Regions from separate parts of the Homo sapiens genome. Here region 2 is linked to region 1. The links are chromatin loops, found by intact Hi-C in ENCODE. Cell type or tissue: PC-3. All regions are shown on one strand. Links, peaks and the distances in the headings refer to the core of each region. The heading gives the core; the rest is flanking DNA. Region 1 overlaps LOC105377161 (a long non-coding RNA gene). Region 2 has its middle 130 kb from the start of SHQ1.

Region 1 (2,910 bases), core at 136-2,635:
ATAACTACACTTAGATAGTGCTTGGCATTTGACCTGAAAGATCATGTACAGCCGGGTTGGGGCAGTGACTTTAATGCTGTGTACTGTCTCTTAGGAAGGCAGAGAGAAGGCATGCTAGTCTGTAAAGGGAAAAGGGGACTGAGTTGACATGCAGTGGCGGGCCTGGCTATCTTGATCTCCCGTTGCTGGGTGCCCACCGGATTGCCTACTATATACTTTGAATAAGCACGTCTGGAGCCCCAGTCAATGAGGATTTCAAACTGATCTCAACTTATCCACCTTGATCAGGAATAAGACCTTATTTTTATTCCACTCACTACTCTCAGTGGGTTCAGTGGTCTCAGCTGGTCACCTGTCCAAGAAGGCTTTTGTCCTGCCCATTGTTGTGGGGTGGGCATGATGGGGGGAGGGTGTTAGCCATGGGACATGTCACTGCAAACTGGATGATTATTGAGGTCTGGTGGTCCTTGCCAGACAAGAGAGATGATTTGGTTGTGACTGAAGAAATCCCAAGCTCCTTGGAGCAAACCTAGTGGAGCCTGTGATTTTCATTCTCCCACTGTGCTGCCCGGGAGTAAATGCAGTCCTTGCTTTATTTCCCTACGGAGTAACTGACTCGTTTCTTGCTGAGCAGGCTGGGGATAGCAGTTGGGGGAGAGAGGTTTTTAGGATGCAGCAGAGAAATTTGATGAGTACAGAAGTATGGTGTGAACCCACCATTAAATGCCCCAAATGTTACTCTACCCCATTATCTTAGGCGGTTCTATTCTTTGCAACCAAACGTGGCCTACAACACATCAACACAATAGTCTTCTATTGCTTTCCCTCCCTTCCCTCTTGAATTTCTATAGGTAGCAGAAATCCAATCTTACTACCCAGGAGTCCTGGGAATATCATATCCAAATTTACACTGCGGCCCAATCAAAATCCATCATGCCTAGGGGTTTAGCAATGGGGCTTTGTATATTCATAAGTCATTAGAGAAACAACCAACTTACATTCCACTATTATGAGAGTTTCTTATAAAAGGGGTTGGCTATCCCTTTGTCCCCTTCACCTAATCCCTTTCTCCTTTTTAATTCCACCTGGTTGAACCACCTCTATTTGCCAGGCATTTCCCCTTCAGTTAATAGTATCCATTGTGCAGGCTTTACTCATGTTTTCGATATGCCAGCCATTGTGCAAAATGATTTGCAGGTAGCACGCTGTTCAATTGTCACAGGCCCCTTCATTGCAGCTACTAATGACGATTCCCATTTTACAGATGGGGAAATTGAGAGGCTAAGTCATCCATCTGACTCCATAGCCTGAAATTTTTTGGCCACTCTGCTTTACTACTGCTCTGGCTTCCCTGGGTTTCCTTCTGCCATTTTCAGTAACTAGGGGAGAGAAGGTCCAGGTGTCCTGCCTGGCAGCAGGGCCCCCGGAACTTGGCTCTTTTCTGGCCTCCTTTCCAGCTAGCACAGCTGCCAATCTGGAACACAGCCCTTTCCAAGAAAGCCCAGGAGAGAAGCCAAATGTTGACTCACCTGCCAGACTCGGGGATGCTGCTGCCAAGATGCCTCAGGGCCTGTGCAGGAGGGCTGGCAGGGCTGGCCCATTGTGGGGCCTGGCAGGGGCAGCTTCAAAGGGCCAGGCCTTCTTTCCTGAGTGCTTCAGGTTCCAGAGGCTAAAGAGATCCAGATGGGTTCCTCCCCTCCTCCTTCTGCCCCATCCTTCAGCCCTGGAAGTTTCTGAAAGAGAATGTCTCCTCTACATCTCCCCTTGGGTGGCAGGCAAAATTCTAAGGAAGCACGCAAGACTTTCTGCCGTCTCACCCCACCCCACTGTGTGTACCCTGCTTAATCCCCAGACCTGTGAATATGCTGGATTTTGCTCCCATGATTAGGTGATGTCCTATGGCACACTTGATCCTAAGAAGGGGAGATTATTCAAGGAGGCCTGATCTAATCCTAGAGTTTTCTCTGACTGGTGGCAGAAGAGGAAGTGAGAAGTTGGAAGCAGGAGAAGAATTTGACCCAGGCTTTCTGGCTTGAAGTTGAAAGGAGTCCTGCAGTAAGGACTATGGGAAGCTTCTGGAAGCTAAGAGTGGCCCATAGCTGACAGCCACCAAGGGAACAGGGAGCTTGGGCCCACGCATGCAAGGAACAGAGTCTTCCAACACAGAGAATACATTTGCAATGAGATGCTTCCTCAGAGCGTTCACACAGGACCCTAGGCCAGCTACCACCTGATTTCAGCCTTCTGATAACCTGCCCAGAGAACTCAGTTGAGTCTACCTGGACTACTGACTTCCAGAACTATGAGCTAATACATGGGCATTGTTTTAGCTGCAAAGTGTGGGGTAATCTGTTATCCAGTCACAGAAAATGAGTGTACTTCAGATATGTAACAGGCATTTCAAACCCTACATGTCCAGCTATTCCCCACTTGAGTCTTCCCCAGGTGGTCAGTGGTAGCTTTATTCTTCTTGGCATAGGCCCCAAATCTTCAAGTCGGTCTTGCCTCCTCTCCTTCTTGTAACTCTTTGTTGAATTCATCAGCAAGTTCTTTTCACTCTCCCTTCATACTGTCTCCAGACTCTGACTACTCACCACCCCCGATGACCTGTTCCTTCTCTTTTCTGCCCTGACAGCACAGTAGTTCATTACTGAAATGGCCAAGTCCTTGCCCCTCCCTGGCAGGAGGCAAGGACACTCCTGGATGATGGTTGGCTGGCCTCCTCTTCAGCTTCTGTACCCAACCCATTGGGGTGGCTGATAAATTCAAACACAGACACAAAGCAGAGGGTGGCAGAAGAAGGGGGCTCCCATGTGGAGGCCTAATGGGGAGCAGCAGACATTTGAGTTCTGGCTACCCTTGGGCTTGGTAGGCTCACAGAGCCGGCTGCCTGGCATGTTTCCAGATATA
Region 2 (2,910 bases), core at 164-2,663, 62 kb before region 1:
GGGAAGCCAGGGGGAGGAACAGAGCTGGGCTTGAAACTGGGAGGGCGATTTCTCCATCCCCATTGCCGGTTTTCTTTATACTGTTTGTGACCCAGTCCATGTTGTGGAACACAGCTGCCGACTACTCCTGAAATTTGTGAAATTGACTTCTGTAGTCTGGCATCTCAAGGGTGACTCATCTCTCAGTGCCAACACGCCTCAGGTAAGGACTCAGGAACTGGCTTGAGCCAGGAGTCCACTCCTGGACCAATCAGCTATGGCCAGGGTGGAATTGAGTCACACTCCACCTCCTAGTTGTTCTTAAGTAAGGATGGGGGCTGGGCACGGTGGCTCAGGCCTTCAATGCCAGCACTTTGGGAGTCCGAGGTGGGCGGATCACGTGAGATCAGGAGTTCGAGACCAGCCTGGCCAACGTGGTGAAACCCCTTCTCTAATAAAAATATAAAAATTAGCCGAGTGTGGTGGCAGGCGCCTGTAGTCCCAGCTACTCGGGAGGCTGAGGCAGGAGAATCACTTGAACCCAGGAGGCGAAGCTTGCAGAGAGCCGAGATCATGCCACTGCACTCCAGCCTGTGTGACGGAGTGAGATGTTGTCTCAAAAAAAAAAAAAAAAAAAAAGTAAGGATGGGGCTCTGGGCAGGGAGAAATAATTCTCAAAGAGGGGAATGAGGGAAGAGTAAACAAAGGATCTAAGTTGCCAGAAAACCAGAAACTAAAGAATGAATGTACCTAGAAGCAAGCTCAGAATTTAGCTCTGAGCTTTGTGGTAGCCAAAGCTTTAAAAAAAAGAAAAAAAAGGAAAGAAAGAAAACAACGAATAAGCATCTGAGTTCTGATTGGCTAATAAAATAAGGCACAGCAGATCACGAGGAGAGAGAAGCATTTTCTTCCATGAAAGCTGAGAGGACATTCTTTAGGTTTCTATGTGGAAGGGGACTAAGAAATACAATAAATGACTCATTCAGCAACAGTTGAATTTAGATTTCTGAGATGATTAAGTTTTTCACAATGTGTGGGGAGTCCCTCCTGGTGAATTCTGAAAGTAGAGGGGACATTATTAAATTTCAGTGCAAGGGTAGGCAGGGTGTGTTTGAGGGGGAACCAAAGTCATGCTCATTATGTTTTCTTTCGATGACCTCATTGGCTCTTGGAGACCTCAGTGCCGTGGTAAAAAACTCAGGGTTTACCTACAGGACTGGGGAGAGGGGTGTGGAGTGGGTTGGGTGTGAGGAAAACATCAGGATAAAGGGCAGCTGACAATCCATCTCTGTCAGCAGGGGGAACTTGAGAAATAGCTGCTCCTTGGTGGTAGCCAAGTGGTGCCTCTTGGGCCTAATGATATTCTACCAGGAACTGGAAAGTCTGGACTATTAAAACATGACTGTTGACAATGAATTTAAATTCCAAGAGCCAAACAAAACGTGGTGAGGGTGAATGTAGCCCTCGGCCATGGGCGTGCAGGCCCCACCCCTCTGGCGTTGCAAGGACTGGGTAGCCTGTGTTCATATGAGCTTCCTGGAACACAGATGGCTCTGCCAGGCTCTTGGCCAGAACTGGGCACAGTGAGAGCCCCAAGTGCAGAAATTCTGTGTCCTGTAGAGCCAAGAATGCCACACCTCTTACTCCTTTCCTTCTTTTTCTTTTTCTATTTTTTTTTTCCAGACAGGATCTCACTCTGGGGTGCAGTGCATGATCACAGCCCACTGCAGCCTGGACCTCCCAGGCTTAAGCGATCCTCCCACCTTAACCTCATGAGTAGCTGGGGCAACAGGCATGTGCCACCATGCCTGGCTAATATATATATATATATTTTTTGAGACAGAGTCTCCCTCTGTTGCCAGGCTAGAGTGCAGTGGTGCGATCCCAGCTCACTGCAACCTCTGCCTCCCGGGTTCAAGAGATTCCCCTGCCTCAGCCTCCTGAGTAGCTGGGAATACAGGCACATGCCACCATGCTTGGCTAATTTTTTGTATTTTTTAGTAGAGACGGGGTTTCACCATGTTGGCCAGGATGGTCTCGATCTCTTGACCTCGTGATCCGCCCACCTCGGCCTCCCAAAGTACTGAGATTACAGGTGTGAGCCACCACGCCCGGCCAAATTTTTAAAAAAATCTTTAGTAGAGATGAGGCCTCTCCCTATGTTGACCAAGCCAGTCTTGAACTCCGGAGCTCAAGCAATCCTCCCGTTTTGGCCTCCCAAAGTGCTGGGATTACAGGTGGCATGGGTGACAGCACCCTCCCTCCCTTCCTCCCTTCCTCCCTTCCTCTCTCTTTCTTCCTCCCTCCCTCCTTCCCTCCCTTCTCCTTTCTCCCTTCTCTCTCTCCTTCCTTCCTTCCTTCCTTCCTTCCTTCCTTCCTTCCTTCCTCCTTCCTTCCTTCCTGTTGGGCCCCAGGTATCCAATGATGAGTAAAACAGGCCCTCCATTCTCTCAGGGAGTTTACATTCCAGTTAGGGAGCCAGACTTTCACAACTAATTACACAGTGAAGTGGTTCATCCAAGTTGTAAGATGTGCCAGGAGGGGAGCCTGCCGAAAGCCACCTTAGAGTGCTTACAAGGGAATCTGATCAAGTCTATGTTTAGGAAAATTCCCCGAGGAAATGACTTAAGCCGAGATCTTAAGGAGAATAAGGGAGGGTTGTGATTCCAGACAAAGCAGGCTGCTGTGACTGCTGTGAATTGGGAAGGAACTTGTCACTTGTCACTTGTCACCGGAGGGCAGAGTTACCAGATGGGGCTGGGGACCGAGGAAGGAGCCAGGCAGATTTTGTTAGCCATGTTGAAGATTTAGAACTCAAGCAAACTTATCCAAAACTTAGAAATATGGCAGAAAGGAAGACTGCAGTTTCTTTCCACGTCGGCTTAGAGCATTATTTGCCAGGCCTGCCCAAGGATTAGTTAATTCTATATG

Evidence for each region. Peaks named below come from ENCODE experiments on the same cell type or tissue, not always from the same donor. Only the 100,000 strongest peaks of a DNase experiment are listed, where the experiment ranks them.
Region 2: it touches region 1 in a loop (3-fold over the local background); 4 of 110 quality-filtered maps call a loop at or near these places.

What each region holds. Positions count from the first base shown.
Region 1 is chr3:72,659,899-72,662,808 of GRCh38, reverse strand. All of the region lies in intron 5 of LOC105377161 (a long non-coding RNA gene), which reads left to right. Among named protein-coding and RNA genes, the nearest start is that of SHQ1, 190 kb to the left of the region's middle. In PC-3, for the core only: no CTCF peak of the experiment used is centred there; a DNase peak (open chromatin) is centred at 1,538.
Region 2 is chr3:72,721,602-72,724,511 of GRCh38, reverse strand. No RefSeq gene overlaps it. Among named protein-coding and RNA genes, the nearest start is that of SHQ1, 130 kb to the left of the region's middle. In PC-3, for the core only: a CTCF peak has its summit at 1,203; DNase peaks (open chromatin) are centred at 231, 931 and 1,371; H3K4me3 peaks cover 763 bases; H3K27ac peaks cover 2,172 bases.